Regions from separate parts of the Homo sapiens genome. Here region 1 is linked to region 2. The links are chromatin contacts, found by Hi-C or POLR2A ChIA-PET in ENCODE. All regions are on one chromosome and are shown on one strand. The core of a region is the stretch at or near the end of the contact, and the rest is flanking DNA. Distances in the headings are between cores, read along the strand shown.

Evidence for each region. A loop is a pair of places that touch in the nucleus more often than their neighbours do. ChIA-PET counts read pairs that join two places held with the same protein, here RNA polymerase II (POLR2A). Pooled maps may share reads with other maps.
Region 1: a loop to region 2 is called in a map of B cell, with 13 times the contacts of the local background. The contact joins the enhancer-like site here to the promoter of PRPF40B in region 2. A Hi-C loop is called at or near these places in 16 of 168 maps with a recorded cell type or tissue (B cell, CD4-positive, alpha-beta T cell, CD8-positive, alpha-beta T cell and 9 more), 20 of 37 single-sample maps with no recorded cell type and 27 of 50 pooled maps. POLR2A ChIA-PET finds 5 or more read pairs at or near these places in 13 of 52 experiments (CD4-positive, alpha-beta T cell, CD4-positive, alpha-beta memory T cell, Caco-2 and 8 more).

Annotation. Positions count from the first base shown.
Region 1 is chr12:49,578,289-49,582,886 of GRCh38, forward strand. It overlaps a transcript of FAM186B not described here. Among named protein-coding and RNA genes, the nearest start is that of MCRS1, 12 kb to the left of the region's middle. RefSeq lists enhancers at 3,968-4,017, 4,118-4,167. Within about 2 kb of position 2,388, at least 2 of the 41 ENCODE cell types and tissues checked have a DNase peak (open chromatin) inside an H3K27ac peak, as active enhancers do.
Region 2 is chr12:49,621,584-49,625,864 of GRCh38, forward strand. PRPF40B (pre-mRNA processing factor 40B) reads left to right here and starts at 1,978. Exons shown (of 26, transcript NM_001031698.3): 1 at 1,978-2,010. The coding sequence starts at 2,008. It also overlaps a transcript of FAM186B not described here. RefSeq lists silencers at 784-833, 1,694-2,193 and an enhancer at 1,024-1,113.

The DNA of each region.
Region 1 (4,598 bases), core at 1,138-3,637, 43 kb before region 2:
TCCAGTCAGCACCCTGTGTTTGCAGTAGGCTCCTGGGAAATGAGTTTTACTCACTTCCGTGCCCCTGCTGCCTAATACAGATCATGGCACCACAGTAGGTGCTCAATAAATGTTTAAGGAATCAATAAATGAAAAATTACACATTTAATTGCCCTCGGGAGCCTCCAGAGAGGCCACTGATTGTGCAAACTCACTGGTTTGTGTGTGCTTCCTGCCAGTGCTGACAGGCTGCCTTATGGGCCGGTGACAAGCTGTGTCCTGTAAACCTGGCTGTGCTGAGGGACGGTGACATGCAGCTCACAGAAGGCACTAGGGCTGTCATGGTGGCCAAGCATTTAATACAACGATTGTGGTGCTCCAGGCAGAAACACAGCCCGGAAGAAGCCTCAGAGGCAGCCAAGGAGGGATGGGAGCACTTACTCCTTAGGGAAAGCTTGACTTGGTTTCTACTGTGTGCATGGCCCTCTGAAGGTCCGGGTAGAGGGGAAGCTACAGCTGTGAGAGCAACTGGGCATCCGTCTTAAAGAGTTTCAGGTCTAGTGGGGTTGAGGACAGGCTCACCGATAATCCCAGAACAAAGGCAAGATGGACCAATGCTGGAAGAGATCCACGCACAAAGGCAGGAGAGCCCGTCCCCAGGAGAAGGGGAGGCTTAGGGAGGATTAGTGGAAGCTTCGTGGTGGAAGGGCCATCTGAGCTCATTGACTAAGCATTTTTTTTTTTTTTTTGAGACAGAGTCTCACTCTTGTCTCTCCGGCTGGAGTGCAATGATCTCGGCTCACTTGAATCTCCACTTCCCAAATTCAAGCGATTCTCCTGCCTCAGCCTCCTGAGAAGCTGGGATTACAGGTGCCTGCCACCATGCCTGACTAAGTTTTGTATTTTTTAGTAGAGACAGGGTTTCACCATGTTGGCCAGGCTGGTCTCAAACTCAATCTCAGGTGATCCACCCACCGCGGCCTCCCAAAGTGCTGGGATTACAGGCGTGAGCCACCACGTCCGGCCTTCATGACTAGGCTTTCTGAATGGGGTGGGAATTGAAACAGCTTCCAGCTGGTCTCCCTGCGCCCTGCTCCCAGTCTATGCTCATGGTTGCAGCCAGACGATGCTCTTGAATTGAAGGGCACATGATGTCACTTCTCTGCTTAGAATTCTGCAATGGCTCCCATTGCATTCCGGGTGAACAGAGGTCCTTACGGTGGCCTACAAGGCCTTGTGTGACCGGCCTCCCAGTGGCCTCTGCAACGTGGCTCCTCCCACCCTCCCACTCACCCACACCAGGTACCCCGGGCACCTTGCTGCCCCCTGAGTGTGCCAGGCAGGCTCTCACCTCAGCCTGCTCTCCCTGCCTGGCACGCCCTTCCCGCAGCTCACCTCCTCACCTGCTTCAAGTCTTCACTGAAACGTCCTGCCATGCCCTCTCTGCTTTAAATGGTAACACCCACTCCCCTGCACTCTGCTGCCTTATCCCTCTTGAAATTTGTGTTTCTCCATGGAACCTTTTACGTTCTGACATAACTGTGCATTTTACTACTTATTTTTGTTTCTTGTCTTTTCCCCCCATAGAATGTAAGCTTTGTGAAAGCAGTTTTTTGTTTGTTTGTTTGTTTTTTGAGATGGAGTCTCGCTCAGTCGCCCAGGCTGGAGTGCAGTGGCACGATCATGGCTCACACAACCTCCGCCTCCCGGGTTCATGCCATTCTCCTGCCTCAGCCTCCCGAGTAGCTGGGACTACAGGCGCCCGCCACCACGCCCGGCTAATTTTTTTTATTTTTAGTGGAGATGGGGTTTCACCATGTTAGCCAGGATGGTCTCGATTTCCTGACCTTATGATGTGCCCGCTTCGGCCTCCGAAAGTGCTGGGATTACAGGCGTGAGCCACTGCACCTGGCCATGAAAGCACTTTTTAAAAATCTGTTTTACTCACTACAGTATCCCTAACACCTAGAACACTGCCTCATGTTAGGTGCCTAATAGGTACTTGTTGAATGAATGAATGAGTAAATGAATCAATGGGGCCATGCTGCATGCTTGAGGAAGTCCATGGGAAGGGCCTCCTGGCAGAGCTCCTAAAAACTGCTGCCCAAAGGGTCATTTGCAGGGATAGATCTGTGCCATACAGAGCAGAGGACCTGCTGGGGGTAGGCGATCAAGCGAGGAGGAAGGGTCCCCAGTCCAAGGGAGAGCAGACTCCACAACCATGAGTCCTCTGCAGGATCCCCGTGTCCCAGCATGGGTCAGGAATGCCTTCTCCCTCTGCTGCACTTGCTGTCCACGCTCCACCTGCACCTTCCCAGGAACTCACCAGCTCCCCTCCTGTCAGTCTTCCCGCAGTTCCCTCCCTTCTAATTCTTGAATTCCCGGCCCCTCTCCAGGCCAGCTGAGGCCCTTAGACAAGCACTTTGCTGCCTCCTTGTGGCTTCTGCAGGAAAGGCTTCTCCTCTCTTCCAGAGAGTGAGGATACGGGGCGCCTAACAGACAGCCTGGGGGTGATGAGAGAGGAAACCGAATCTTCTTGACCAGTGGTGGCCTGAATCATTGGCAGCTGCCCGCTCACAGCACTGCTGCCTGTGGCAGTGAACTCTGTGGCAGCGCCCTGACTGGTGCACTAGCTGGACTCAGGCTTTGGTTGTTCCAGGCTGCTCAGCTCCTGGGAAAGAATGTGAGGCAGCAGTCAGACCCCAGGGCCTGCCTCAAGGGTCACTGAGGTCAGTGACTAGTGTATCCAGCCTCCACCTGCTCAGCTTCCTCCCAGCTCAGAGGCAATAAATAGTGTTTGAGGGGTGATGAAGCCACCAGCCAGCGCAGGGCCTCCCAGGGTGTGCAGAGAGCAGGGGCAGGGTGTGACACAAGAGCCAGGGCCAGGATATGTAGAACTGGAGCATGGGAGGCCACTCAGCCTCCTAATTGGCTAATTGGCTGGGATGTTACCTGCTTAAGCTAATTGCCCCCAAATGGAGGAATATTCTAGAAGGCTCCTGGGTTATCTAGTGGACCCATAACTTACAAGACTGCCTGAGAAGACTGCTTTATTTTTTACTTTACTGGGTAACTTTTTCTTTCTGGCTGCTTTCAAGTTCTCTCATCTTTGGTTTCAGGTTTGACTATGATATGCTGAGGTATGTTTTCCTTTGTATTTATCTTGCTTCAGTTCTCTGAGCTCCTTGGATCTGTGGCTTCTTGTCTTTAATTTTGGAAATTCTCAGTGATTATCTCTTCAAGTAGCTTGTTAAATATTTCTTCTCCCTTTTTCTGGGACTTTGATCACATGTGTGTGAAACCATTGGTATTGTCCCACACATCTTGGGTGTTTGGTTTGGGGGTTGCTGATTTGTTGCTTTGTTTTTACTCTCTCTGTGTTATAGTTGGCTAATTTCTATTGATCTTGCCTCAATTCACATATTTTTTTGCCTTGCTTTTGTCTAGTTGGCTGATAAACCTGCCAAAGGATTTCTATATCTCTGATGTTAAGATTTTCTTTTCTTTTCTTTTCTTTTTTTTTTTTGAGACAGAGTCTCACTCTGTCACCAGGCTGGAGTGCAGTGGCACAATCTCAACTTACTGCAACCTCCACCTCCTGGGTTCAAGCAATTTTCCTGCCTCAGCCCCCCAAGTAGCTGGGACTACAGGCACGTGCCACCATGGCCAGCTAATTTTTGTGTTTTTAGTAGAGACGGGGTTTCACCGTGTTGGCCAGGATTGTCTCGATCTCTTGACCTCATGATCCGCCCACCTTGGCCTCCCAAAGTGCTAGGATTACAGGCGTGAGCCACTGCACCCAGCAAGATTTTCATTTCTGGCATCTTCAAGTTTCCATTTCTTTTGTACAATTCCCTCTCTCTACTCAAATTCCACGTCTGTTCCTGCATGTTGCCCACCTGTTAGAGGCAGATCCTGTAACATGTTAGATGTAGCTACCTTCAAATTCCTGCCTTCAAAGCCCTCACTTGATAGTTAACAGCATCCCAGCCATACACATCTTCTCTTCTTGAGAAGGTGACTCCTCTGATCATAGAATCATGCTCATCTGTTTTCTGACTTTTCAGACCATGCATGGCTTTCCCCTCCCTGGCTCTATGCCTGGGTTGTTTTTGAAGGGGTTTTCTCCTTTCCACTGTATGCCTCTGCAGTTAGTCAAGGCCAGAGTAGACCCTTCTCCCATGTCATCTTCCACATTTGTTTTGGTTCCTCATCTGAGGCTGTGGGCCATGCAAGCAGAGCTATGGCCAGTCCCCGAATATGGCTTGAAGCAATGCTCAAAAAAATACTCCTTCCCATGCCTTGTCTTCCCTGAATTTTTTGGGGGTAGAAGCAATACATTGACCAGAAATGTCAACTTTGCTCTTAAAAAAAATTAGGCTCCTGTATAGTATCAGTGAACCTCATCACTAGAAAAACACCCGACACACACACACACACACACACTTACACATATATACACATGCATACACATACATGTATACACACATACACATTTATACACACACATACACATATACACACATGTGCACATACATACATAAATACATCCACAGCTACATAAATACATACATATATACACAAACGTATACATACACACACATATATACACAAAGATA
Region 2 (4,281 bases), core at 728-3,227:
TGGGGGAAGAATTTGAGGTAGAGTTTGTGAGAAATACATAGAAAATAAATGATTTTAAAAAACAAGATTATTAATTCCAGGAAAAATAAAAGTTTGTGCAGGAAAAAACAGAAGGTCTCCCTGGGGAGGACAGACCCAAGGAGGAAGCTGGGCAGGGAATTCCAGGGTCCTAGGTATTCAGAATATGGTCTAATCCTGGGCAAGTGTGCTTTGCATGGGCAAATCCCCTTGGACCCCTTGCCCTGTGGGGAGGGCTGCAGCTGGGGGAAGGCCGGAGATGTGAAGGTAAATGCCAGAAGAAACAGCTAAAAGAGGTGAAAACGTTGCCTCCAGAGAGGGGAAGACGATGGGGGCAGGGCTCTGCTGTTTGTCTTAACAAATCTGGTACAATTATTCGATTCTATATGTGTGTACATGTTCTAAGAAATATTTCATTAAAGAAAAGAAAAGCATTTAAAAAATAAAAATGCAATTCATGAAAGTTCACGGAACCTCTGGACCACTTCTGCTATACTTAGAGATCTCAATAATAGTTTGAAAATCGCCCCAGCTGCGCTGGCATCGCGGCAGCCCCCGGGGGAAGGTGGGAGCGGTGGAGAGGCCGCCGGTGGTCCGTCCTCCTCCCCCCGCCCGCCCCCTCCATTCCCCTCTCCTGCCGCGGCGGCGGCTGCGGGCCGCGCGCCAGTCTCCTCACCCCACCTCCCCCAAAAGTTTGAAAACCACAGGACCCAGCGTGGGCAGTACAGGGAGACGTCGTCTCCAAAAAGTTACAAAATTAGCCGGGCGTTGTGGCACACGCCTGTAGTCCCAGCTACTCGGAGGCTGAGGGAGAAGGACCGGTTGAGACCAGGAGGCTGAGGCTGCAGTGAACCCTGATTGTGCCACTGCACTCCAGCCTGGGTGACAGATCAATACGCTGCCTCAAATAAGAAAAGAAAACCGCAGAGCTGGGCCTTCATTTGAGACCATGTGGGTATCATTTTGATTAAACCACAAAGCATTTTCTCTCTACAGCAGCCCACAAGGGTGAATCCCACTTCCTTTTCCTCCCAGGTGTCACCTCTAACTCTTCGTGTCAGGAGTTTTTCTACCTCTCCGGAGTTCTTTGGCTCTCAGGAACCTAGCACGGCATCACGCGAGTCCCGGCTCAGGTGAGGGGGGAATAAAGGGAACAGGAAGCGCCTTTTGCGGGGCTTTGCAGGCTGGCGGTCAGCGCCTTTCTGCACCCGTGTGCCTGGGGCCTGTCACTCTCCAGCCCCAAGGCCTTCAGCGCATTCCCCGCAGAGCTCCAGGTTACAGTTTCCTCAGCCGCACAGCAAGCATGTACCTCACATTTTTAACTTCTGTCAAAGAGTGGGCCCTGCTCTCATGAGTTCAGCGCTCAGTGGGAGCCAGGTCCCAAAAGTGAACTTCAGGGTCACGCGAGAAGCACGTGTACGCCCCACAAGGGCGTGATTTCGGGGATTTGTCTTTTTTTTTTTTTTTTTCCAAGCTGCTGTGTGCTCAGTCCCTGAGACAGACCCTGCCACCTCACAGGTGCTCAACAAATAGTTCTGGAGTTAACTAACTTAAAAGTACTGTAAAAGAGCTACACAGCAAATTAAATTCGCTGTGCAGCGCAAAGGCACCCTACACACTGCGTGAACGCTTCGGCTCCTGGAGCGCCGGCGACTGCGAAGCCAGGACGCAGGCAGCGGGGAGAGGCAGAGGCGCCGGCCCCCGACCGTCAGTCAGAGGCGGGAGCAGGCGTGCCCCGCCCCCCGGGGGGCGGACCCGGGACGCGGCGGCGCGGGGGCGGGGCCTGGTTCTCCGTGCCGGGGGGGCGGGGCCGGGACCGAACACACCGGGCCGGTTGGGGCCCCGCTCGCCGGCGGGAGCCACCGGAGCCCCGGCCACGAAGGGGTGCGACCCCCCGCCGGCCCCGCCCTCCCGGCTGCGGCCTGGCCAATCAGAGCGGCTCTTACTGGCGGGTGGGCTGAGCCGGCCCAGCTGCTCGGAGGCTCTGGCATGGTAACATCCCCGCGCGGGGGTGGAGGGGCTCGGGGCGGTCCCACAGCGCCCCCTGCGGCCCGGGCCGTGGCCGATGGGGCGGGGAGGCCGCTGGGGATAGCTGGGACCCCGGGGAGGGCGAGGGAGGCCAAGGGTGAGGGAAGAGAGCCCGGGAGGGGGGATGGGGGCGGGGACTGGGGGCGAAGGGGCGGGGGAGGCCATGATGGAGCCTGGCCGGGGGCGAAAGGTGCGAGAGTGGCGGGACTGGGTGAAGAGTGGGATTGGGAGAGGTGGGGGTGGGTTCGCGGAGAAAGATCGGGAAAGAAGAGAGAGGGCGGAGATGAGGGGACTGAGGGGACCAGGGGACAGGTGGGGACCAGTTTCCCCTCCTGGGATATTTGGTGTGCGACATGCCCTTCCCCCAGCCCCAGCGCCCGTTCCCTTTGGAAGCCTGGGTGCTCCTCAGACCACTTGGGGACTCCCTGCTTCACCTTCCTGCATTTGCAAGAGCTTGTCTCCTGAGGTGGAGAGGGGGCCTCTGAAGAAAGGGGCTCCCAGCCCAGGCCATCAACAAACTAACGACTCTGTGTGACCTTGGGCAAGTCACTACCTTTCTTTGGGCCTCAGATTTCCCATCAATTTTTTTAAAAAGGAAATGCATGAAAATTAAATCCCAGATCTCTTCCAGGGTCTAAATGAATAGGTTTTTGAGGAGGAAGTTTAGGAGAATGGGTTTGGTAGGGAAGCAAAGGAAAGGATGAAGATGGAGGCGAGGCCTTGGGCTGGGGCTGGAGAAATCCCCACGGGTGCGGGGGGATGGTAGACAGAAAGCCTGCCGGGCTGGGGCTGGCTAGCCTTATCCTGTTGGAGGGATGGAAGAACTCTAAGGAGAGGAGGAGGTTGAAACCTAACTCCACAATGATGGAGACCAAAAGTAACATTCGCTTCTTCAGAGGGAGAGTGATGAGATGGCAGGATCAGAAAGAAGCAACAGGGGCCGGGCGCGGTGGCTCATGCCTGTAATCCCAGCACTTTGGGAGGCCGAGGCGGGCGAATCACCTGAGGTCAGGAGTTGGAGACCAGCCTGACCAACATGGAGAAACCCTGTCTTTACTAAAAATACAAAATTAGGCGTGGTGGCCCATGCCTGTAATCCCAGCTACTCTGGAGGCTGAGGCAGAAGAATCACTTGAACCCGGGAGGCAGAGGTTGTGGTGAGCTGAGATCGCGCCATTGCACTCCAGTCTGGGCAACAAGAGCGAAGCTCTGTCTCAAAAAAAAAAAAAAAAAGCAACAGGAAGATACTTTCTAGTAAGGCAGATCTTTGGGGAGCAAGAGGAAGAGTAGGGCTGGTCCAGGAAAGTTGGAAACTAGGATGGTCTTTGAAACGGAAGGGCAGGTGCTGTTTGGGGCAGCTGAAGAAGGGCCGCAGGTAGATCACAGGGTAACCAGCTGGTCTCTCAGCCTTTTTTTTGATGATGGCTACCACTTTCTGAGAGATGTGCCTCCCAGCCTTCATCTTCAGGAAGTGGGAATGAGTCAGACCAAGCAGACCTTGGGAACACCTGGCTCGCTGAGGATTTCTGGATTGTGTAAGGATTGGGGTTAAAAAAGAAAAAAGGAAATGTATCTGAATGTAAGCAGTATCATCTGTGGCGCCATCATCCTTGCTGGGAGGCAGCTTTGTGAACTGGTTGAAAGCACAGGCTTTGGAGTCAGACTGCTTGGATTCCAAACCTGCCTCTCCCATTTAATGTCTTGGAACCTTGGTCAGGTTACTTAATCTCTGAACCTCAGTTTCTTTATCTGTAAAATGGGAATAATAACCTCTGAGATGGTTGCCAGGATTAAATGAGTGTTTGACACAGTATCTGGCTCATAATAAGTGCTCAGTAAATATTAGCTATTAGCTGTTATCATTCCCTCTTTCTGTTTTTTTTCCTACTGCCTCTCCATTCTTGTCCTTTTCTCCTTTTATTCTTCTGAGTGCTAAGTTCTGAGATGCCCCTTAGATGTGAAGTCCCAGAAGTATTGATTGCATCTTTGGTGGTGGGAAAGGGGTGGCCCCTCACTGGCCCAGGTGAACATATGATGATCAGATGATCAAGTGTCTCTTCATCATCTCTCAGCCCACAAATGTGTTTTTGTTCCAGGGAAGACACAGGATCTGCTTCTCTTTCAGCAACCATTTCTATATCCTTCCCTGTCACTAGTTAATGTCTTCATATTCTCACCCAGAAATAAAATAAGACCCAAAGTTTTATGGCACTGCAGCAGGTAGGAGAGGGACGG